5 separate regions of the Mus musculus genome follow, and regions 2, 3, 4 and 5 are each linked to region 1. The links are chromatin loops, found by intact Hi-C in ENCODE. Cell type or tissue: left cerebral cortex. All regions are shown on one strand.

Region 1 (5,000 bases):
AAGGAAAACAAAAAAGAACCAAACTTTTAATTTCTTTGATGATCAAAGGAAGGTTTTCCCCTGAGTCAGTGCTGAACCCATCAAAGAACAATGGGTATTTATTACAGATTTCCAGAACAGTTCTGAGAGAGCCCTGATAACGCATCCCCTATGCCCCAGGGTTATGTGATACAGGGTTCCAAGAAAACAGACTCTGGCACGCTGACATCACCGCTCTCTTTGCTGTGAAAAGAATATTCTTTTCATTTTTAGAGCAGACGGATGGAAGGGCTCAGACATTTGCCAGAACACATCAAATACCTGGTCTGTTTTAACTTCAAAAGGCCACTGTGTCACTGTGACCCTAAACAGGGATCCACATGGCTATTTGTATAAACATTTTGAGGCTGGACACTTCAGTGGAGAAGGAAGCATGAAGATCCTCTTCACAGATAAGGAAGCAGATGCGGTAGGGCCAGACGCTACCATTCTGCCTGTGGTGTGAGACACCCGGGTCAGGTGAGGGTGGCCTTTGACCTTTAGGAGGTAAGGCTTAGAGTTCGTCTTTAGTTCATTTACTTAATCCTGCTAACAACTTAAAGGTGGTACTGACAGGTTAAAAAGGTATTTGCTTACTGGCATTTTTATTAGTAGATAAAATAATTTATACGACAATTTATTATCGTATTAACAAATTATCTGCTAATTTATTAGCAGGTTGATTCATTTATACGGTAGTGGGTCTCGTTACGACATCTCACATGTGGATCTCCTGTCTCTTGATCCTGTTCACCTCAGCACCCTCTCTGGTCTCCTCACTCCTGCTGATCCCCTTTGCCCATCTGGCCCTCCCACTTTCCCGTTGGTGTTGGTCCCTGTCACGTTAAGGTTGCTCTTAGGAGCCTGGACAACTCAACAGCAGCTACACCACTGAAGAAAAGCTGTTGTTCTCTCCATGAACAACAATTAGCTGACTTTTAAATCCTCAGGGAGGGGCGGGGCCGTGTGAGCTCCTCCAGCTCTGTGATGGAAGGTTGGTCGCTCAGTCTCGTCCCAGCTGCTTAGTGCAACGACTGCGCCTTGCTGTGACAGTGCTCCAAAGCATGGCACCCCTTCCCTGTCTCATCCATTTTTTCTGTCTCTTCTGTGATACCCCTGGGATGGGGTAAGACAGGTGTCCCCTTTAGGGCTTTCTGTCTTGCTTATTATTATCTGAGAGCAAGTTACTCTTGGACACTCTGTGGGGAACATTCCTTACCTCAAATGCTTGGTGCTAGGAGTATTTCTGATCTCAGAGATCTTGAAGTTATTTGTGGAGATTTTTACTTGTTTGCCATTTCCAATCTCAAAATCCACAATGCAGAATGTTTTAGCTTTGGATTCGGAGTCAAATGCTCCAAAGTTTTGTCTTTTTTTTAAGGATTTATTTTATGAATATAATTATTTTTCCTACATGTATATTCTTGCACCACATGTGAGCCTGGTACCTAGAGATGCCAGGAGGAGGGAGGCATCGGATCTCCTGGAACTGGAGTCACTGATGGTTGTGAGCTGCCGTGTGGGTACCAGGAGCCAAACTCATGGTTTTAACCACTGATCAGTTTCTCTCCAGCCCTGCATTTTGGGCTTTGGAACTGGGGGTGATCAGGCGTGCTAACTGTTCTCTCTGAGTTACTGAGTGCTCTTGGGAGGGCACTTAAAGGTGTTAGGAGATGGATCCCCAGCCCCTGCTAAGTGGAGGTGGTGGCAGGGGGTAAAGGAAGAGAAAGAGGAAGAGGAAGAGGAGGAGGAGGAGGAGGAGTTGGTGGTGGTGGTGGTGGTGGTAGCAGTATGGTAGGTATTAGGAGAGGTGTGCATGGTGTTTCAGAGGATGCCAAGAAGGAAATTGTTTATTTGATTAGCATTCTTTGTGATCACTAATTTTGGGTAGCATCTAATTCTCAGATAAAGTACATTTTAACATTTTCCCTATGTTGCAATGGGGACATTGACACTCAGAGAAACGTAGTGTTTCTCTGCAGTGAGTGGTGTATCAGGTCCAGAGAGCACCCCATTTTGTGCTCTCTGTGGATGACTGCCCTGTGCTCTCTCTGTTTCACTCACCATTGATGCCCAAACCAGACCAGGGCCTGTGTCTAGAAGTCATTTTCTCCCAAGTGGGACTGTGCTAGAAGTGGCTGGGGCTCCCCATTGTACTGGAAACGAGCATCTTCATCTCCGTCAGAATGCAGTGCTGGACTGGGGTCTTCTTATGCTAGCCTGATCCTTCAGAGCTTCCCCGGCTTTTCTGTGGACTCCCGCAAGGAATAAACCTCTGTGGTGTTCCGTTGTTAGCTCTGTGTCTACTCCAGGAGGGTTTGACATTGGCAACCAAAGAGCTAGGGTTGAGCCTCATTGAATCAGCAAGCCAGGTTGATTTTGGCATTTCCCTTGCTAGTGTCATGGCCTGGCTCCTGAGACTCAAACTGTTGTTGTACATTCTTCAAAACTATTATATGAGCGCCACCTTGTGGATGAAAAGAGCACTGTCGTTATGGGTGACCATTTTTTTCTACACAGCAATGGTTGTTACCAAATGAGTATGATTTTGTTCTTGGATTTTGTGCCTGCAGTTGCTTAGAGATCATTAATTTAGTTTTTATTTTAAAACGTTAAACCTCTCTTAAGACAGTGCTGATACAAGAACGCTTAGCTACTTAAGTGACTGTCAAGTGGCTTTGACCACAGCCCACCTAATGACACGTCCATCCATCCAAATATGTTAATATATAATACAAAAACACCACAGTGCTTGTTCATACTTTATTGTGTGTGTTCTATGTAGTTAAAATACTAGTCCACACCTAATCAATTGACTTTATAACCCAACAGTGTACTTCTTACAAAGGAAAACCACTCTTTTTATAACATGGGAAATTGAAGTCTAGAGAGAGGTGGGGTTTGCCCCTCTTTGCTTTGGGATGGGCCTGTGCGCTCTGTTTTCTGGCCTCCTTGAGCAAGACATGCACATGGTATGCAAACCTGTATGCAGGCATGTGTTCTCTATCATTGCCAGAGCTATCCAATATCATTTCAATTCCTTGCCATTCCCACTGCCCAAGGGACCTTCACACACGCTCTCCTTCTAGTTACGCCTCAAGGAGGAAGAGTTGCAGGACTACCAGCGAGCTGAGGAGGAGGCGCTCACAAAACGGCAGCTTCTGGAGCAGTCGCTGAAGGACCTGGAGTATGAGCTGGAGGCCAAGAGCCACCTCAAGGATGACCGCAGCCGACTCATCAAGCAGATGGAGGTGTGTGGGTACCCGGGCTGGAGCCAGGCTGAGGGCACCTAGGGGGCGGGAGCCAGGCTGTGGGCACCTAGGGGTTGGGAGCCAGGCTGTGGGTACCCGGGCTGGAGCCAGGCTGAGGGCACCTAGGGGGCGGGAGCCAGGCTGTGGGTACCCGGACTGGAGCCAGGCTGAGGAGAACACGTCTGGGCCACCAGGGGGATATAGGAAGCCTTGGGCTTTCACTCTTTCTAGCTTGATGTAATCAAGACCCTTTCTTTGGAGTGGGGGGCAGCTTATCATGTTGTAGAGAGTTACGCAGGAAGGAATTGATCTGTGATTTAGCCTAATGGCTTCATTGCTTTGAAGAGGATATAAGTTATTCCCCAAAGAAATTAGCTGATGGTGTTGTGTCCCTTAAGTAATGGTTCCCCTACAAAGGCTCCAAGACTGCCAACTGTCCAGTCAGGTTCCACACTGTGCCGTAGACCCCAAACCACCCTGCACATCGGGGACCACTGACCAAACCACAGAGTCCAGTCTCATTCCTGGCCCATCTTCCTGAGTGTGTATGTATCATTGCCAGAGTTATCAGCAAACTGTGGTCCAATTCATTGCCATTTCCCAGTCCCAAGATAGTCTGTCTGCAACTGCCCAAAGCAGTTACCAGCTGGGGGTGAGTATTTACAAGCCTAATACTCAACACTTGAGAGAAACCCACACAAAGAAATACCAGGACTTCTGAGATGACAGGAAAACCTGAATTGCTAAAGAGGAATAATTTGTGAGAGTGGAATGACCCTAAACCAGAAACACACATGTGTTCTGCTCTCCAGTGGAATTCAGAGAGTAACAGAGAGACTGAGTTTGATAAAAGACGGGCCTGGTGCTCAAGGCCAGCAAAGAAGGCTTAAACTCAAAAATCAATGAATTCCTCATTCAGCTTTGTATATAAGCAGAAATAGCTTTTAAAACCTCCAGGGTGCTTTGCAGTTTGTATCTAGGAGTGAAGTTTGAACTGGTGGAGATTTTATGAGATAGGCCTCTCTCAGACCAGAGAAAACTGATGGCAGTTTTATTGCTTTGTTTATGGGGTTGCCATATTTTTTTAGTATCTTACTCCTGATCTCTTTAGGGAGTCATTTTTGGATAAGCTAAGGTCAACCTAGTTAACTAGAAATGGATCATTCTAGGGCCTAAACAACCTGGTCAAAGGCAACTGGATGAGCTACGGAGATGGCTCATTGTAAAATATATGCCGTATAAGCCTGAGGACCTCTGTTCAGACCCCTAGTGCACATGCAAAACAGAGATCATGCCAGTGGGCATCTGTAATCACAGTGCCAGAGAGGCAGAGATAGGAGGGTCCCTGGGGCTGGCCAGGTCGTTCCTAGACAGAGAGTGAGTGAGGAAGACACCAGGTATGCGCACGCGCGTGCGTGCGCGCGCGCGCGCGCACACACACACACACACACACAAACGTCAAGTGGAAACCAATCAAGTAGCAAACAAAGACCCTTGGTATGATAGGCCCTGGCTTAGACCTCAGATATTGTCTGGACAGTATGGATTGGGAGCAGGAAAAAGAGCCTAAGTGATTTGGGGCTCAGCAGTTAAGAGCACACAATACTCTTACAGAGGACCCAAGTTCAGTTCTACCCCGTGGCCAGTTCAGAGTTTCCTGCAACTCCAACTCCAGGAGATCCAATGAGCGCCCTCTTCTGGCCTCTGCTGACACCTGCACTCACACGCACA
Region 2 (5,000 bases), 310 kb before region 1:
GAGGAAAGGATGTGCTCAAAGAGTGATGACAGCTTCTTAGGCCTGGGAAGCCACTGACCTGATGCACTTTGTGAGGCAAAATACTGAACAGTAGCTATAGATTTATAAGCCCTTCTATAAAATAGCTAAGTTGTGTTGATATTAATTCAAAAGCATTATGAAAAATAGAATTCTTACTTTCCAATGAAATACTTACAAGTTAGTTACACAAGGTAGTTTTGCAGTTGGTCAGCACTGGCAGATACTGTCTTGATGTACTGACAGTTGATAATTCAGATTCACTTCCTGACAGAATAAATGCAGCAAGTCACATCACCTGAGATACACCTCCAAATCTGCATAGCCTGAGCTACTCTGGAGGAAAGCTCTGGCAAATGGAGAGCTGCTTTGGCCTGTGACAGCAAGGTCACAGCAGTTAGGACATGTAAGAGAGCCTAAGATGGTACAGGCTGTTTCCTAAAAAGTTATTACAAGACCACTCGAGCAATATCTGAGTTAAACAGTAAATATAGAAAGGTTAATTAGATCGTTTTGGTCTGTTGTACAGCACACATGTTCACGTACACACTAAAGATGTTTGAAGACAGTAGAATGATGTTCACAACTGACTTTTAAAATGGTACAGAAAGAAAAGTTTCTGTCCTTGTAACTTTTTTTTTGTTAAGTGTAGGACTTTACAAAATTAAAACAGTAACCAAAAAGATTGTTTAAAACCTAAATGGGAAAATCTCTGAATGAGTTTTTAAGATTGATGTTGAGAGCTGGAGAAATAAAGAGCTTGCCTAGAAGGTCTGAAAGAAGGTCCCAAGGACTCATAGAAAATCTTGGTGTGGTGGTGTTGGAGGCCACCTTAGCACTTGTGTGTAGGGTAGGGGTAGGAATCGGAAAATCTTTGGGACTCACTGGCCAGCCAGTATGACTAAATTGGTTACTTTCAGATTTCACTGTGTGCCCTTACCTAAAAAACTAAAATGTAAGGTGATAAAGGAAGACACCTGCCATCAACTCTGGCTTCTATACACATGTATGCGTGCGCACACACACACACACACACACACACACATACATACACACACATCATCACCATCATCATCATCATCACCATCACCACCACCAAATATAAGTAACAAATAAATTTAGTAAAAGCAATCTTGTGTTCATGAATAAGGAACAAAACCGTCTTCACCTATATTAGATTCTCCTGCTAGAGTCTTATAAATAGCCCGGCTAAGGACAGAATAACTAGAGAAACAAAAGTTTCCTAATGTGTAGCAGACTAGCTTGTAGGCATCCAGAGATCAGAAACGGAAAGGGATGGCTGGAGCTGCCTTGCTATAAGGAAGAACAGACGCTTAAGGAAGCAGAGGACTTTATCTGGGTGTGGTGCCTGAGTCCTATTTGCAAGAAGAGATTAGGGTTTTCATATGGAGTTTTTGTTTGTTTGTTTGTTTGTTTGTTTGTTTGTTTGAGAAATTCTGCTTTTAAACAGATAAATGATTTCAAGAATTCATACTTTAAACATAAAATGATTGTTTCAGAGTCGCCCCCCTCCCCCCAGCTGGCCCTAAACCCTGAATTCCTTCCACAGCTTCATAAATGCTAGGATTACAGGTGTGCATCCTTCCCCAGTACAAAGTAATCCTTATGCTTCAGTGACCGACTTTGATGCTGTGCTGCAATGCTTGTAACTTAAAAATGATGTATTAATTATGGGTACCTCTTACATTTATATTCTCCATTTAGTATGAATTTGTTTTTCATATAAATAAAGCACAGAGCTTTTTATATAGTATGGTGAGGATAATCAATAATTAATGTCATGAAGTTACAGAGGAACCAGTACCAAAGGAGAGTGTAGCTGATGGTCACAGGTTTCTTTTTTGCTTTTTTAAAGCTTTGTCACTATGTTTCAATATTAAGTGCAGTTTAAATAAAATTAACTAATATATCTGTAAATTTATTAGATGATATTTTCCTTACATTATAGAGAGCTCTTGTTAAAAATCACATACTTAATAGTCACTGTGTTTATAATAAATTTGTATTTTAAGTTAGAATAACTTCTAATTATCAAATTCTCTTAAATTTATATGAGATTTAAAAAAAATTTTTTTTAAAGCCAAAGCTTAGGACTCTAAGTACTACAACATTTAGTTGAGGAAGAACTTCCAAGACACAAGGGGGCACTGTCTTTCTATAATCTGAATGAATTTTACCTAGCTTTTTCCTTACTGTAAATGTTCTTCTTTCCCCAAATTTTTCTTCATAATCATATAAGCTAAAATATTATTTGGCTAAATCTACAATACTCAAACCCATTGTAAGCATTCCTAGTTTACAATTCACCATGCCAGTAGCATAATGCTGAACCTTTTCATGTGTTTACATGAGTTTGAGAACGGCGAATGATTGGCAGGTTGGAGGTGGTCAGCACACTCGGCTGTTGCTGTGTGGGTCTGGGTGGAGACTGCTGTAGAACCATTGGGTTGCTCTGGGGAGTACAGCGACTATGCTTGCAGAGCAGCAGGATAAAGACTGCACTGTTCCAGCTGCAGCTGCATTTTCCATCAAGTATCGCGTTGGTGCTGATGACTGTTTTGTTTTTATTGTCATGGAAACTTGGATCTGTAGAATGGATATTCTATTCATCTGGGAAAATAGCAATTCCTTGCATAAAACATAGGGCCTTCCAGAGCAGTTCCTTAAAATAGATATTCCCTGAGTATGATCCAAAAATTTGAGGAAGTAAGAGTGGAAGAAAGCAGTCGTCTGACCACTTGTTCAGAATTAACGGATAACTACATTAAGCTCATTACTTGCCATTAGAAATTTGAAAGGCATGGCATTTATTTAGTCAGTGTAATTGCTATCTGCCCTCTAGACATTTCTTTCAGATATTAAGATCTGTTGGGAATTCTGAACCTATGTCCTATTAAGCAATTGCTTAACAAACAGCCCTTTTAACTTCATGCTGCTTATCTGTTATAATCTTCCACTCAAATGTCTTTCGTCATGGAACACTTTTTAAGGAGCTTTACTCAAAATGAAGAAATGCTACTAGAAATTATTATTCGTTTTGGGAATGAAAAGAAAGAACAGAATTAACGATGAGGTCAAAAGGTCCTTATACATAGCTTTATGAGTTGTGAATAGAAAGGAATAACCACAAGCCATTTTCTGTGTAGTCCAAGGGAGCTCTAATTGTAGTTAGTGATTTAGAAAATACAAATGTTTAGTAAATGATAATAACATGCAGATGAGGCCAGTGTGAGTTAAAAGAATTCTCAAACTTATATTGAGAAGAGGGATAGTTATGTTATGACAGCCTATTGAAAGTTATTGGTGAGGCTTTCTACAGGGTAAGGCTTTTTAACATCTTAAAAAAATAAGAGAGAAATGTCAGAGTGCCAATGTTTTAAGTAAGAAAGTCAGTAATAACCTATGACAGGAAGTGTCATTTGAATGGGACATGGAAGTTCTTCCCAGAGAATGGTTGTGCCAAAGGGCTATTGAGCCCTGTAAACTTCAGTAGAGCAGAGGATTTGAAATGTAAAAAAAAAAAAAAAAAAGACACATACAAATCTATAAAAATGCTCAGATAGAAGGGCAGAGGAGATGGCTCCTTTGAAAAGGTATTTATCACACAGGTGTGAGGATCCCAGTCCTAGAGAGGTAGAAACAGGAAGCTTGCTGGGATTCACTGGCCTGCCAGTTTAGCAAGTGTGGGATCTCAAAGACCCAATGGGCCACAGACAACATTGTGTGATGAGATCACAAATATATTTGTCTACATTGGCTATAATACTTATTTTTTAACTTATTTTTTAAGTGTAAGGATTTTTTATTTGTGCATATATTTATGTGGAGCTGGGGTAGCTGTGTGAGGTAATTAGTTGTAGGTGAGTTCAGGTGTTTTTAGAGTTCATGGGCCTCAGGCCCCAGTGTGGAGCTAAAGTTAGAGGCTGTTGTGAGCCATCCAATCTGAGTGCTGAGAACTGAACTTAGGCTCTCTGCAAGAGCATTATGTGCGCTATTAATCACTGAGCCATCTCTGCAGCATCTTAAGTATAAGTTTTAGTGTCGGTTTTAAAACTATGTTTTACAGAGCTTAATTGCTTTATTGTATGTGTGTGTGTGTGTGTGTGTGTGTGTGTGTATGTGTGTATACATATATATGGAGAGAGAGAGTCTGATATAGGTAAACAATTTTCAAAGTCAATGTAATTCCTATCCAACAGAGAGATGTGCTTTAAGAATGACTTCTAAATAATATGATTTACTAACATCTTGTACAAATACCTATAACAAGAATTTTTAAAACTTGCACAACTATGTGACATTGAAGTTAACTAACCAAAAGCTGATTGCAGAAAACTCGGAACTGGGCATTCTGTGAGTGAAATGAAGAGAGAGAACTGGACTGTCTCCAGCTTTGTAACCTTTGGTAAATAACTCCATGCTTTACAGAAGACAATATTCATAAAGCAAGCAGTTTGTTGCTCATTCACATGTGTCAGCTCACTTTAGTGAGATTTCCAATGCCATGTAAAGTATCTCTCAAATTAGAGACCAGAATCTCTTTACAACATTTTAAAATAGAAACATTAAATAAAATTCTAGATTTTCTAAAAGTTTTGTTTGTTTGTTTGGTTGGTTGGTTGGTTTTGGCATCAACTGAATTATGGCAAAATGTTACAGAATAAGTAGCTGGGGTTTGGAAGGCAGACAGGTGAGGAGGAACTTGGTATTTGCTTTGGTTTCCTGAGTGCTGCTCTATGTGCACAAGTGAGGCAGTTTAACTTGAGAGCAAGGAGAAATTCCCCACATAGGAATACAATGAGTAATTGCTGAAACTCAGGTGAAGCTGAAAAGATTTTTTCCATCTAAAGCTGTTGTGTTGGCAGAAGTAAATTAGTACTGTCCTGGACGTACTGCAACAAACTTAAAGGCAAGCCTGGGAAAGGACTAAACTAATTCCAAGGCACTTGACTGTTGCCTGG
Region 3 (5,000 bases), 130 kb before region 1:
CGCTCTTGAGAGACCCTTCTATCTCCCTAGTGCTCCTTCAGCACTTCAGTGGGATAAAGCACTTCCCACAATGCTCTCTGCTAGCCTCATTCACTAAGTCTCCCAAGTGAAGGCCCCGGATGAGCATCACCCTGCAGTCTCCTTTCTCTGCCCCTTCCACTGGGCAACATTGCTCCTGCCTCCCGTGTTGCCTGAACATTTTGGCACTACACAATTCACAAAATTTGGAGGAGGAAAGAGATGATTTTTTTTCCTACCTTTCTTCCTGATTTTTTTTTTTTTTCTTTAGGCAAATTGCTGTCACTGACAAAACAACCCCCTTATCCTCTACCAGAAAAAAAAAAAATCCTCTCAGATTCTATCTCAGGGTCAAGCCTGTGAGTCTCCCACCGAGGAAAAGATACCGGAAAGGCGCGGCTCAGAATCTCAGAGGCTTTGACAGCACAGGCTTGCTCTCCCTTCAGGCTGGTGGGGCTTGAATATCTGTAGTGACAGCAGAGACAGGGACAGCGGCCTAGCCCAGGCAGATTCTGCTCCTCGCCTCGCTTCCCCATCTACTCCCCATATTTTTATATATTTTAATCATTAGACTACCTGTTGGGAAAGAAGGGGTCAGGCATGCTGGGTAAATGGTGTTTCTATGGTCAGCAAATGTTTGCTGAGCATGTACTTTCTGCAAACGCTCTCAAGGGTCTGAGTGGGAATAGACGGGTGGCAGGTGGTTCAGTTTCCTCCTCGAGGGAGGAGTCCCTACCCTCCCCGCCACAGACACCGCCCCCACACCCTTCCACTTCTCCCTCGGGTGAGCTGTCTATTTCCTGCCCCTGAGTGAGGGCTCGACACACTCATTTCCCAGTACCTGGTTTTGCTCATACGTTGTTTCTCTACCACCAGCCCAGCTACCAGCCCGCTGTTCACAGTTATCCCACAGTTCTATAAAACCTCAGTGGCAGCCGGGCAGTGGTGGCACATGCCTTTAATCCCAGCACTTGGGAGGCAGAGGCAGGAAGATCACTCTGAGTTCAAGGCCAGCCTGGTCTACAGAGAGAATTCTTGACAGCCAGGGCACAGAGACACAGGACACAGAGAAACCCTGTCTTGAAAAACCAAATAAAAACCCCAAATAGTTAAGTAAATAAATAAGTAAACAAACAAACAAATAAGTATATCACTTGATGAATAGAGGTTCAGATCCCAAGCTCCCACATCAGATGCTCAACCTCCTGTAGCTCCAGCAGGTCCCACATCTTCTCTGGTCTCTGTGAACACTGCACATGCATGGTGCACACATATACACCCAGGCACACATGTAGACATGAAATAAATACATCTTTAAAAAACATACCTCTTTCCCTGTGGTCCTATTTCTGTTTCTGGAAACACATCTGGTTACCAGTTTTAGACGCTCTCTGGGACCGTCCCTCCCCACACGGATTCCTCTTGTAAGCCTCCTCCTGGTTTGTACGGTTCTGCCAATCCCGGTGTTCAGAGCCATTTAGGTGCAGGTTCCACTGCAGGCATTTTGAGGTGTCTAAGGCATGGTTAACATGTGTCTGCGCCTGTGTTATATGACACCCTTTCTATCGTCCAGCACAGCCTCCCTTACAGTTTGCCTAATTCCAGATATACCCAAAACCCAGATGTCTTTGCACTGGCAAGCAGTCCCGTTGAGAACACTGTTCATGCAGTTTTATCATCTACAAAGCCCAGACTTGAGAACTAAGCAATCAAGTTTCACAAAAACGTGCAATGTTTTAAGTAGGCTTACTACTTTCTTTTTGTTGGGAGGAGGGACAAAGGTTGCATTCATAACTATACTCGGCTGACTAGGCGTGGAGCATGCCTGGTAGACCCACTGTTTCCAAAGGGGTCCAGGGAGAATAGCTTCCTCCTTTGTCTTCTTTTTAAAGATCACTTGAAAATATTTTTTTTTCAAGTTTTGCCTGCATGTATACCTGTGCGCCACATATATGCAGTACCCGAGGAGGCCAGAAGATGGCACTAGATCCTCCTGGCACTGAAGTTAACAAAGGTTTTGGGAGCTGTCTTGATGGTGCTGGGAATTGAACCAGATCTTATAGAACAGAAACAGATCTTAACTTCTGAGCCATTTCTCCAGCTCTGTAAATAAATACAAGCACGTTTCATCACTGTGCAACTTTTCTTCTATTGCTGTTGCAGTTTTCCTACAAAATAATCACTATTACTTTTTGAAATCTTTTCACGTTACTGTTTTGAGTGACTGAATTTTTGAGTGTTGATTTTATTCAACATGTTTGTCAGTAAACATTTACTTATTAAAATACTGTAAGACACATGCCATTTCTGCAGTCCTTTCTTCAGGAATAACAAGCCGTTGAGTGAGTGCCTCGCTCACTTTACAATGGAGGAAACTGAACTTGGAAATGACACCCTGGCCTTCCCAGTTGGCAATGTAATGCCACCTTCCCTGGAAAACTAACTAAACTAGGGCCTGAGAGTTTGTCTCTAATGTCTGTGCTGCTACCAGGAGCCAGGTGACCTCAGAGCTAGGCCCAGCTTTAGCTTATAGACGTCACTTTGTCACTTCGTGCCTTTTGTGATTTGCTTCTAGGTGACAGAACAAGGCTGAGTGGAAGAATGGGGGGAAACTGAGATCTGGGGTGGGATTGCGGAATAGGGAAAGTTTCCTGGAGGAGGGGTTGTAAGGGGGTGCTGAGAGAGAGAAGAGAGTGGCTGCGGGTGGGAACGGGGTGCTGGTATGGGCGCAGGGAGGTCTCAGGGCGCAGATGGGGCAGGGTTTCAGGGATCGCCCGGGACTGTCCGCGAGGGGCCGCAGTCCTCGGTCCGCCGGGTCCTGGGTCGCTGGGAGGGTCCGGACGCAGACCCGCCTGCTCCTCCTCCCGGGAGGGCGGGCGACTGCAGGGCGGGGCGGGGCTGGCGCGGCCTCCTGGCGACGCGGCGGCCGCTGCTCTCCGGCCCGGCTCTGCGGGCAGCTGCCGGAGCGGGACCCTGGAGGCAGAGGCGGTAAGTGAGCTCCGAGCGGGAGCCCGGAGGGTGTGCGCGGGACCCCGGAGCCCAGACGGTGCCCGGGAACTCGACAGGCTCGAGCTCCTGCAGCTTTGCGCAGTGCTCAGCCTCAGCGTCGGTCGTGGGATCCGGGCGCCGCGGCTGCAGTCCCGGGGCTGGAGGTGCGCTCCTGCCTCCTACGCTGAGCCCAGTACTGCAGACGAGTCGGACAGTTGGTGGCGAGCCTGTACAGGGCTCTAGTGACAGCTGCGGGCGAGCCCCACGGAGCACCGCACTCCCAACCCTTCCCTGCAGTGTTTGATCTCAGTGCTCTTTAAGCCATTCCTTAGAACAGGCTGGTGGCCGCTCCGCTGTCCTGGCCCCGCGTGCCACTGCACTGTCCAGGCAGGTCACCCCGAAAGCCCTTAAACCACGAGAGCACTTTTTTCGCTTTCTGAGGGACTTTTCCAAGTTGCATCACCGTTTGGCTTCAAGGTAGGTGCCTGGCTGTGGTGTTGGACTTACAGAGACTTTTTTTTTTTTTTTTAAGAACTTTGTATATTTACTGTGTGCGTGCCCTTTTACCCCAAGAACCCTTCCAACGCCGAGTACCCTGCTCAAAATACTGTAGGAGTTCTTTTAAAGAGGACTTGGCTTGCAGAGTGGGCTACACACCTGGTGAGATTTAAATCAAAACCAATGAAAAGATTCTCACCTTCCTCGCGCCCCCCACCCCCACCCTGGGTACATCTCTACTCCAGGGGTCTGGGGGTAGTCGGCGGTGGGAACTTTTAAAAAGCGACCCCGGGTGGTTCTGGGTGCAGCCAAGTTTGGAAGAGCAGAGCGCTCAGGCTCCTGACCCACCTCTCCACCAGGGGAGCCTGTGGACGCAGCCTGCTAACCTTAGACCGCAGGTGGTGCCATTTAAAAAATAAAAGTTCTCTTTGTTCCTAATTCTATTTACAGTAAATATTTCCGGGGGCACTTTCTATTTAGGAGGTTGGAGTGTGGGCATTAAATTCTGAAGTCATTGCCAGAGTCAAGGTTATATAGTCCTGTCAGGGAAAACCAAGTGATTCGGAAAAGTGTCTCAGATGAAGAGAACACTTAGGATTTGGTGAGCTTTTGTAGACCTCCTCCTTACACAGGCACGTGTGTACAGACACAAAAGCACTTGTGTTACATAAACGTGGGGATTTTCCTGGGAGTGGAGAGACCCTGAAGGGTTTCATTTGTGAGTTAGTTATTTTTGATGTGTGCTCGCGTCCTCAGGAGCAGCCATGTGTATGTTCCTTGATAGAATAAATAACACCTGAGTTAGGGGGTTAGCGTTTCCAGTACCAAGGCAGAGCTCAGCTCAATCGCCTGTCAGGTGACCTAAGATTGATAGGACAATGGGAAGGCTGAACATCTGTTTGAATCCGGTGGTTTTCTGTCACATATGTTTTATGGGACGTTTTGTCACACGTGTTTTAGGACAAGACGGTTGTCCCTGGGTTAACAGTCATCTCTAAGTTAACGCTCTCTGGTATTCCAAGTATGCTCTCACAAGTCTCCTGGTGGTTGCTGCAACGTGGCCACTAATCAGACTTCCCTTTTCCTTAGGCGATGGTCCTGTATATTGTCTTTTTGTAGTATCAGGATGATGTCCCTTTATGGGTGCCCTGGGGAGGGTGTTTGTCTCTGATCTCTGACATGAGCTAGACTGACGTTGATTTTTGAAAATGAAAAATGATAAAGTGTTGTCCCGTTGGCCTGTCCTGTTTCCTCTCCTCCTACTACGGTGCCCTCTCCTGTCACTGGTCAGCTGCTAGAATGTGACCACTGAGGAGTCACCAACATAGCAATGGCCTGCCTGTGGAGAGTGTGGTGTCACAGGGTGGCCCCTGAACCCAGAACCTCCAACTTCCGCAGAGTGTGTATGTATATGTATATATGTGTGTGCAAATGCATACGTGCATGCCAGACCATCAACATGACTGGTGTACACTTGTGAACCTCCTTCTCACCTG
Region 4 (5,000 bases), 550 kb before region 1:
GAAAGTAAGCATTCACTCAGACTTACATCTAGTTAGAAATATCTTTACTTAGATTGTCTTATTCAAATACAATAATGTCCACCCACTGAAAGCATATTTACTAAACTAAAACATGGATGTACAGTTATATGTTTTCATTTTATATTAATGTATGTCTTCATTTTTTACTATAAAATTCTTACTAGGAAAAGAAATATTCTAATCTGTTGTTTAAGCAGCGATAAGTGTAGGTACTGTGCATTGTCACTGAGGGCTTGTTGGCGGGGAGGGGGAAGCGTCTGTGGAGGAAACTCTCCTCCTTATTCTCATCTTCTCTAAGCCCGAATCATCTGTATCTTCACTCATTCCCCAGGAGATGTGCTGTTCCTGAGAAGATATTGTCCCCACTGGAGTTGAAGGAGATGAAGAGGGTTCCATGTCAGAGGTCTGCTCCAAAAGCCATCACGGTGGTTTTAATTCATCAATAAGGTCTTATGGATACATTAGTTATCTTTAAAAAAAAAAGATTTATTTATTTATTATATGTAAGTACACTGTAGCTGTCCTCAGACACTCCAGAAGAGGGCATCAGATTTCGTTACGGATGGTTGTGAGCCACCATGTGGTTGCTGGGATTTGAACTTGGGACCTTTGGAAGAGCAGTCACTGCTCTTAACCACTGAGCCATCTCGCCAGCCCCCCCATTAGTTATCTTTTTACTTTGTTTTCACATTTGCATGAGGACCTGCCTTCCTAGAAAGGGACATGGTAGTGGAAGCCTGGAACCAGTCTGTGGCTGGAGCTGAAAAGGTCAAGGGGTAGCATCCTTGGGGGAGCTAGAGTATTGCTTGTTAGTGCCAAAGCCTTGTCAGATCTGTGAGGAGAAAGAGATGGGGTTGGGAGTGCAAAGATGGAACAGGAAGGGAAAAGAGAGATACAGAGGGAGGGAGGGAGGGAGGGAGGGAGGGAGGGAGGGAGGGAGGGAGGGAAGGAGGGAGGGAGGGAGGGAGGGAGGGAAGGAGGCAGGGAGAGGGGATCAAATGTGAGGGCAAACTGGAAGCCCAACTGAGAAGCAAGTAAGACATTATCACCAAGGCAGAAACTAAACAGCACTAAGATGGTTTTGTGGCTTTTTAAAAATGGGTGCCAGCAGCCCCAGCCTGTGGGTGGACACGCTAACCTGCCGGTTCTTCCACTGGCTGTATTCTGCAGTGTATGCAGCTTGGGTGGGCTCTCAGCCAGGGTTGGGACATGCCACATCTCCCCATCCAGTTGACCTTCCTAAGAGAAGGACCAGAACTGGATGTAGTACGGCTGGGGATCCAGAAGCCTTGACGACTTCTAGCTCAGCTTCAGGATAAAGTGAAGGATGTTCTAACTAGGAAAAGGTTTCAGTCCAAGGCTCACAGAAACTGGCAAAAACAAAGCCATCACTCCTTTTATAACTGAAGCAGAAGCGACCAGAAGACAACTGGAATGTTTCCCGTCATCACATTTACTAAAATTCCCTTTCCACCCAGGCCTCTTGGACTTTGCCACTTATGTCCTGGATCCCCTCTCACTATGGAAAGCCTTTCCCAGTCTCATTCTCTCCAGCGTCTCTACAGTTCCCTTCCAAGTCATGCATTTAATCAGCTGTCTTCCTATTGCTTATCCAGCATCTCTGTCTCTTTTATCCACCCATCATCTACTGTCTATACTGACCTGTCTTGTTATCCACCCATTTTATTTCACCTTAAATATGTTCTCCCTAGGATCTGGGCTCTTCTCCATCTACCCCCTGCAGCTGCTCTGGTGGCTCCCGCTCTTACAGGCCTCTTGGTGGTCTCTCCTGGGTTCAGCTTTGCCATGCCTCATTGGTTTCATAGAAGTCTGCTGCCTCCTTTCTTTTATCCCAATTTTTGAGGCATGTAAACTCCTGTTCTTTAGATATACATGCTCGCTTTGTAGGAGGTCTTATCCCATGGCTTTAACTTCTATCTCTTTGTCAATAACTCCCAGATCTATGTTCTCCAGTCCTGACATTTCGCCCCAAGCTGTAGACTTAGCAAATCTTTCTACTTAATGTTTTCATCAGATAACTAATAAGCATTTCAAATCAAACATTTTCAAAATAGAGTTTGATTTTTCTCCCCTAAACTTATCTGTCCCAGTTTCCTCCACAGCAATGACTGGCTTTATTTATCCTGTAGCTCAGCTTGTGTGCTTACACCTATATGGCATACAAGCCCAGGTATGGGAGATCCTGCCTGGCCCAAAGCCCTCTTGGTGGAGACCAGGACAGGATGGAATAGCTTCCTTGAAATTCCAAGCAGGGGCTGGTGAGATGGCTCAGTGGGTAAGAGCACCCGACTGCTCTTCCTAAGGTCCAGAGTTCAAATCCCAGCAACCACATGGTGGCTCACAACCATCTGTAACAAGATCTGACTCCCTCTTCTGGAGTGTCTGAAGACAGCTACAGTGTACTTACATATAATAAATAAATAAATCTTTTAAAAAAAAAAAAAAGAAAAGAAATTCCAAGCAGATGGTTGCCAAAAGTGGTGCCTGAGCCTCCGCTCAGGATTCTGCTGCATCTGATTGCGTAGGAAATGTTAAATCCAAAGTGCTTCGGGAAGGGGGAAGGGGGAAGGTGATTGGTTTGAATTCCTGCATCTAATTAACCACACCAGCCTCCTGACAAATGATCTTACTCTCAAGGGGGTAGGGAATTAAATATTTCCAAAAGGCAGTTTCCTAGAGAAGGAAACCCATGGGCAAAATCATCAGGTCTGTCTGGCACAAAATGCTCTCATCTCAGTGGCTGGAAACAGTGACTGTGTCGCATAGATTACGGAAGACTGCAGGAATTACACAAGGCTGGTTAGAAGGCTGCATTTGCACCTGAGAACCAAGAAAACCTCCATTCTACTGAGCCAGCCAAAGAGAAGAAATGTGTGAAGAATTGTCTACTAAACTCTAGGAGTTGAGCCATATGGAAATGAGCCATGAGGATCCTGACCCCAGGACTGAACAAAGCATAAACAAAGCACAATGCAGCTATTTTGGCTGGGCAACTTAGTCCAGGAACACCGCCATTTTCTTGGACATGTACTTTTTAGGGCTGGCCTGCAGGTGGTGGTGTAGCCCACAGAGGATTGTACAAGCAAGAGTCCGATAGGATGCTAGACCTAGATTCATATCTATATTAGGATTTTGTCCAAGTGTGTCTTGCCTACTTGATTCCGGATATGATTCATTAAGCATGAGGGAATGAGACCTTAGCCTGCCAAATAACTCCTTGCCTATTGATCTCAAAACCTTTTCCTCATCCAGACAAAAGAAAAGTCCCTTCCAGGTGTGCTTAAAAATGTCCTTTCTTGCTGGGTTTTGAGTATCCACAAAGAGAAGCCATCTATGGGATCAAGTGGCCAGTTCTGTCACAATGCTGGTGTAGCTGGTACCTAGACTCAGTTGAGTAGGTATCTTCCTCAGCTGAGTCAGCCCAATGCAGACAAAACCTGGACATACTAGGCTTGGCAAGAAGCCTGACATGCTGGTAGTGGGGTCACTACATTCCTGGGTTCAGTCAGACACCCAGAGAAGTCTTTACGTTTCCCGAACACCACTGCTCATCTATGGGGAGCTGGGAAAGGAAGCCTGAAGTTTATTCAATTCAGTTAAACTTAGTTCAATGGAGTGACTCACATGACCTCTTTAAGTGAATTCTGTTAGTTTATATTTTCTCTCCATCCCTTCGTTCTCTTCCAAGCTAGCTTCTGTGTGTACGGGGCCTGGAATACATTGGGAAGGGACATGGCTGTGAGGTAGCATTACCTAGAACCTCACTGGTCAATGATCCAGGGGCAAGGTTTTCTACTTTCTGAATTGGTGGTCACTGCAGTGTTATTTTCCCTGTCTAGACATATGAGGAAATTACCTCTGAAATTCATGGTCCTGGTCATCTGAATGTTCTGGCTGATAATATCTGGAGCCCCCTGATGTACCTCTGTGCTCTCAAAACCACTGGGTCTGTCAGAACGCGGGACTCGCTGGACTACCTGTGCAATCCCCAGTCATGTGAGCTCCGTGGTGACGATGGCTCATGCTTATCTGTCAGCTTGCCTCCCACTGCCGCCTCCTCACCTCCACTCATTGCCAAGAATCCGGCCTCTGGCCTTCTTGTGTCTGCTTTGCCTTCCTTTTTCCTTCCTCTTGGAATCGGGTGGGGCAGTTCATCTGTCCACCCATCTCCTCATAGGCTCTAGCTTTCATGGGCAGAAAGGGCCTTTTCTATACTTAAGAAAAGACACCAAGAATTGTACCCTCCATATTAGTCATTAATAACTTTGAACTTAAGAAATCCTTCCAGACACTATCTAAGTCTTACTGTGAAACCAAAGCAAAATGTAAGCAAAGGAGAGGGTCAGAACCTGACTGTGCAGAGCTACTCTGTCCATCAAGGTAAAGTCTAGCTCCAAGGTGATATGTACATCTAAAACACACTGGGGGCTGGAGTTAAGACTGCTTGCTGCTCTTGCAGAGGACAGTTCCCAGCACCCACGTCAGATGGCTCACAACTGCCTGTAACTTAGCTCCAGGAGAATCAGACGCCCTCTTTTGACACCTATGAGCAATGACACTCACATGCATATACCTCCCCCAGCCCAGACACAAACACAATTAAAATAAAACCTTCAAAAGCAAAAATAAGATAAACGAATTCAATTAAAATATAAAAATCCACGTTCTGAAGTCACATAAGCTACAGCTCAAACTTTAAGTAGTCCTATAGTCAGGAAAAAGGTAGATCATTAACATGACAGCCCCTTTAAAGGATAGCTATGCTCTCTGGAAGTTCTAAAAAAACCCTCTATCTAGATGTGTGAGAAACTTCCTGGAAGAATAAATTCTACAGGACATGGTTCTCCATCTGAATATATATCCTGAAACAATTACTCACGATGCTCTTTGCTCTGGACTCCCAAGAGGCCAGCTTAGTAAGCTTCACCTACTTTCTCAAGGGCCAATGTTGCTCTCCG
Region 5 (5,000 bases), 540 kb before region 1:
AGGGTGGGATCACGGGAGACGAGAGGAGCACCCTGCTCGCCTCGTTTTCGTGTCTTTTATTTCACAATGTCTTCCTTTCCTTGCCTGCTGGTGTGCTCACTTGCCTTGTGTCAGAGCCAAGAGACAGGTCAGCTCCAAGGCTTCTTATCCAAGTTGGCAGAGGCTGTGGCAGCAGGGTGGTAACTCTGCCCGATGTTCCCAAGCTGTGGCTGGGACGCTTCCAACAGCAAAGTCACTCAGTAAACAGTCCTCTGTTTCTTCTTTGGGTTGGCGGAGATATCGCTAGGCCCTTGTACTACCCACTCCTTAATTTCCAAGAAGCCCACAGACCAGAAACTTCCCGGGTCTCCCTGTCTTCAAAGAATCTTTGGGTAGATCTTAAACACCTTTGACAAAAGCATCATTATGCACTGTCATTTCAGCTCTAGTGGTTTCTGCTTTCCGTTTTTTCCTGTGCATCTCTGAGTTCAAATTTCAAAAACTTTATTTGATGCCTGTTTAAGCCTGGCTTTGTTCCAGAATAGATTGGAGGCAGAGAGACAAATAAATACCTCTCTCTCTCTCTCTGTCTCTCTCTTTTAAGACAGGGTTTCTCTGTGTAGCCCTGGCTGTCCTGGAACTCACTCTGTAGACCAGGCTGGCCTCAAACTCAGACATCCGCCTGCCTCTGCTTCCCAAGTGCTGGGATTAAAGGCATGCGCCACCATGCCCGGCTCTAAAGGGGCCTCTCGAACCATGCTCTCCACGTCACGCTGAGGATTACATCACGAAACTATTTCACCACCTCAAGCACCAGATCTGTGCCAAAGTGGAGGAAAGTCACCTCCAGCACTCCTGACCCCTCTATTGCCACCCTGCTTCTACACCACACTGCCGTACCCAGATGGCACAAGCCCTGCCAGTGACATGCTAAGAGTAGGGACATCCGTTCTCAGGCAGAAGCATGGAAAAGGGCACGCTCACTCTGAGAACTGATTTTCCTTGGATTTCGTGGCATGTTGTATCCCATTTCACTGGCTCTGACTGACACTCAGGATCCTCCATTGACCCAACCTGGCCTCTACAACCTTCATCCCTAATACTCTTCAACCAGCCAGACCCATCCATCCACTCAACGTCACCAGCTTTTGTTGGGCTCCAGCAGCAAGCACTGGAGCACTGCCCTTTCATCTCCTCCTCTTCAAGGTTGCTTTCCCTGTTATGACCTAGATAGATGTAAAGCTCAGGGCTCGGGGCCTTCAGTTGCCTGAGTCTCTTCTATGCCACTATTGAATTGTATGCAAACTGATTTGATTCATTTCAATAACTTAAAGAGGACTTACTGTGTGTCAGGGATCCTACTAGGCACTCAGGGTTCCAGGATAATAAAACATGATACAAAGCGTCTAGAATGGGAATGGAGACATAAAAACAAACCAATGCTAGGAAGAGGTACAAGAAATACAGTCTAGGAGATGCAAAGGGTGGAAGCCTTGTGGAGAGAGTGGTGTCTGAGCTCAGTCAGTGGAAGAATGGCAACACTGCAAGGGGTCAGTTTGCAGAAAGAAGGGCTGAGAAGACTGGGTGTGGTAACTCAGAGCACCTAGCAACTCAGGTTTATACCCAACGTTTTAACCAGGCAGTTTTGGTTGGTTCTAGGACTGGCTGTGTGTCATTGCAGTGCAGACACAAGAAAAAATTCGAGGAGCCTCCCATCCCCATGTGCACCTGCACCCCCCAACTCTCACTCTCCCCCCACGTGCTCAGGTGAATGGTTATAGACAACCTAATTTAGTGCTTAGAAGGGCAGTTCGAACAGTACAGTCCCTACCTTCCATTCAAGGGATCAAGGAAAACTACAAAAAAGAAATTCTGGAGCTTGAAGCAAAACCCCCATTCAGGGAAGGAAACAGAAGGGAAGCCACTTTGGAAAGAACAGTGCAATCCCTTGTTGCATAATTGTCCTGGGTATGAGACTTTCTCCAGAGACACCTTACCTAAATTCTTCAAGGACAGGAATTACCTTTCAAACGTCCTTCGTATAGTTCCAAGTCCCTCACGCAGCTCTGGTGCACAGTGGGTGTTTGATCAATTATCAAGAATCTTTTGGGGGCAGGACAAAATTTTAAAAGGAAGAAAGAAAAGGAGGAAAAAAGAACCCTCCTATTTGTTCATGACAAGAACTTGTTTTTATTCCCTAAATCTGAGACTAAGAATGAAAATTCATAAGCTTTTACAAATCCACATTTGAAAGGAAGATGGTGTGTATAATTAGAAGCTTATGGCTGTCTAATAAGGGACAGAAGATTCCAGTTAAAGCCAGCATCTCATCTCTAAGCAGCCTTTCTCGCTGTGTGGGCACCCCAACTGCTAAGTTTGTTTAATAGATCAAATTAAATGGCTGACTGCTCCTGAAGGGCATCTTGGGGACTTGGGGCTTAGCTTGGCTCTCATGCTCCTTTCCACCAGGCTCACTACTGACTCAAGTACTCAGTCAAGTTATCTTAAAATCAAGCCACTTGGAGACGCTGGGCCAGGAGATACAACGCCTCATAGAAAAGACTGTGCGCACACTATATTATTCCTCAGGAGAAACAAAAGGCAAGAAAGGTTCATTTACTTATTTTATTTTATTTACCAATTCTTGCTCTATTCCACCCAATTCTGATGAGGGTCTGAAAAAATGCCTTAAACACACACACACACACACACACACACACACACACACACACACACGTATGTATATGTGTATTATATGTTCATATATATATGTTTTAAGTGCAAAGGATCAATTTTCAGTTTCATAAAGACAAGCAAGCATCCTTGTTGTGTGTCCATGTTACAACACATGCATCATTCCTGTGGGCCGACAGTGTGACTCAGTGGTAGAGTACTTGTCCAATGTGTGCAAGGCCCTGTAGACCCCAGCACTGCATAGACTACTTTAAAATCATAGTGTTCGGGTACTATTCTAAACAGCTAACAAAGGTACAGTATGTGCCTCAGCTATTGACAATAGACCCCTGAATGACCTGGACGGAGGCCAGTTGGTTCACGAAACCTACACGTAAGAGCTCTGTGTCAGCCCTGGTGTGGTGTGCTGGCTAAGTTCCCATTGTTCATCCACTTCCCTCTCAGCAACACCCACATGTTTTCCTTTGGAGAACCGCCTCCTCCAGAGCACAGCACCATCCTGAGCCTTTCCTCTCCCGGTCCACAAGGCAGAGGCATGGATCCAGATTCAGCCAGTAGATGTAAGGAGACATGGGAGGAACAGATTTAGCCAATTAAAGTGTTTTGTCCTTCTCACTGCAGTAATTAATTGACTGAGGAATGGGTGTGACATTGGCTGAGCTAAACACGGTCCTCTCCAGAACCTTTCCTCATCAATTAATGAGGATGATTTCTCTCCTTGGAAGATTGCTAAACTTGAAGAATGTGAGCCTGAGGCATCTGGAGGCCATCTTGCCTTTGTAGGGGAGAAAAGGTTACTGACTACAGACATTGAGAAGGAATGAGTGAACCTGAAGGAGGAGGAACAGAAACGGGCCCGGCATCGAGCTTTGAGACTCTGGAACCGTTCTGATAGCCAGCTACACTCTACTGGGCTTTTAGTTAATCATTTTTTTCCCTTCTCCTCTTTGGCTTACATGCCATTCAATCAGACAGCTTCTGTCTTTAGCATTCAGGAAAGAACCGATTATTAATCTACATCTATAAGATGATTCTATAGAATTTCCATTACACAATAGTTATAAAATCTCAGATTTAATTGAAAACGATGCTTCTCCTATGACTCCAAACTAATACATCATACAACTAGAAACCTTCAGGGGTCCTTAATCAGGAGATAACCAAACAAAGATGCTTGGCAGGGGATGTACGGAAGCAATAAAATCAACATATGCTCATTGAAAGGTCTGTGTGCCTCTGTGTGTGCATGCGGATTTGTGTGCGTAGCTTTAATTTTCAAAGATGCCAAACACTCTTTCTTTCTCTTAGCATCACAGAAAAGAACTATAGTTAGCTGTACCTTAAAATAATTGGAATTATTTTAGACTCTTCCTCTAATTATTTGCAACTCCAAACCATAGACTTATCTCATTCCTATAAGAATATTTTAAGAAGTTGTACGCGTTACTATTAGAGGCACTAGGACTAAAACAATGAATTGGATAAATGCCCTAGCTTGCAGGAGCTCACATTCTGGTAAGAGAAATGGAAGTGTGAACAGATAAATGGCCTTGAGAGCTGCATAATCCTAGGAACCTTCCTTTTTTCCAGCACTCAGACCAGAGCTGCTCATAATGGATCCTGAGGGCACACATGTCCTCAGTGTTCTGGGTATTTGGATTTTTCTGGCATCTCAGGTACTGCTGTGTATGTGTGTTGTAATGCACATCCTCACTGCAAAGAGATGGTTGCCTCTTTATGAGGCCAGATATGATCAATTTTGGTTGATTCAGACTTTGGAATGAAAAAAACCAAAACCCTCAGTTTTCCATTTTCTTTCAAGTTCAGTTATGAGCAGCAGGTCTGAGTAAAGAACAGAGCCAGGGTCACCTCAGGCTTCAGTTAGGGCTTCCTCTTCCTTAAAGAGACAGTGCTGCTGAGTCCTCGGGGATCCCTGTGCAAGGCAGCTGCAGAACCTAGACTGTTTGCCCCAGTTCCTCCGTGGAATCTCACGACATTTTAACTCAGCACAACAATTACTTCTGTATCTTAGAACTGGAGTATTTCTGTGTTTGGTTTTGGTGGGTGAGTGGTATACCTAACAGATATAGGTACCTGACAGATATAGGTACCTGACAGATATAGGTACCTGACAGATATAGGTACCTGACAGATATAGGTACCTGACAGATATAGGTACCTGACAGATATAGGTACCTGACAGATATAGGTACCTGACAGATAGATATAGGTACCTGACAGATATAGGTACCTGACAGATAGATATAGGTACCTGACAGATATAGGTACCTGACAGATAGATATAGGTACCTGACAGATATAGGTAC

What was found. A loop is a pair of places that touch in the nucleus more often than their neighbours do. Peaks named below come from ENCODE experiments on the same cell type or tissue, not always from the same donor. Only the 100,000 strongest peaks of a DNase experiment are listed, where the experiment ranks them.
Region 2: it touches region 1 in a loop (4-fold over the local background); 6 of 42 quality-filtered maps call a loop at or near these places.
Region 3: a loop joins it to region 1, with 2.6 times the contacts of the local background. A loop is called at or near these places in 28 of 42 quality-filtered maps.
Region 4: it touches region 1 in a loop (2.6-fold over the local background); 20 of 42 quality-filtered maps call a loop at or near these places.
Region 5: it touches region 1 in a loop (3-fold over the local background); 19 of 42 quality-filtered maps call a loop at or near these places.

The regions. Positions count from the first base shown.
Region 1 is chr9:71,643,761-71,648,760 of GRCm38, reverse strand. Cgnl1 (cingulin-like 1) reads left to right here. Exons shown (of 19, transcript NM_026599.5): 13 at 3,108-3,269. Among named protein-coding and RNA genes, the nearest start is that of Myzap, 54 kb to the right of the region's middle. In left cerebral cortex, CTCF peaks have their summits at 2,492 (motif pointing left) and 4,975 (motif pointing left); a DNase peak (open chromatin) is centred at 2,477.
Region 2 is chr9:71,957,394-71,962,393 of GRCm38, reverse strand. All of the region lies in intron 5 of Tcf12 (transcription factor 12), which reads left to right. Among named protein-coding and RNA genes, the nearest start is that of Tcf12, 150 kb to the left of the region's middle. In left cerebral cortex, a CTCF peak has its summit at 2,169 (motif pointing right); DNase peaks (open chromatin) are centred at 2,233 and 2,510; H3K4me3 peaks cover 600 bases; H3K27ac peaks cover 582 bases.
Region 3 is chr9:71,769,515-71,774,514 of GRCm38, reverse strand. Cgnl1 (cingulin-like 1) reads left to right here and starts at 2,913. Exons shown (of 19, transcript NM_026599.5): 1 at 2,913-3,006. In left cerebral cortex, CTCF peaks have their summits at 1,993 (motif pointing right), 2,827 and 3,852; a DNase peak (open chromatin) is centred at 1,984; H3K4me3 peaks cover 1,535 bases; H3K27ac peaks cover 462 bases.
Region 4 is chr9:72,190,370-72,195,369 of GRCm38, reverse strand. No RefSeq gene overlaps it. Among named protein-coding and RNA genes, the nearest start is that of Gm27188, 60 kb to the left of the region's middle. In left cerebral cortex, a CTCF peak has its summit at 3,094 (motif pointing right); DNase peaks (open chromatin) are centred at 1,247, 1,507, 2,617 and 3,035; H3K27ac peaks cover 1,178 bases.
Region 5 is chr9:72,179,294-72,184,293 of GRCm38, reverse strand. No RefSeq gene overlaps it. Among named protein-coding and RNA genes, the nearest start is that of Tcf12, 70 kb to the right of the region's middle. In left cerebral cortex, no CTCF peak of the experiment used is centred here; DNase peaks (open chromatin) are centred at 167 and 3,124.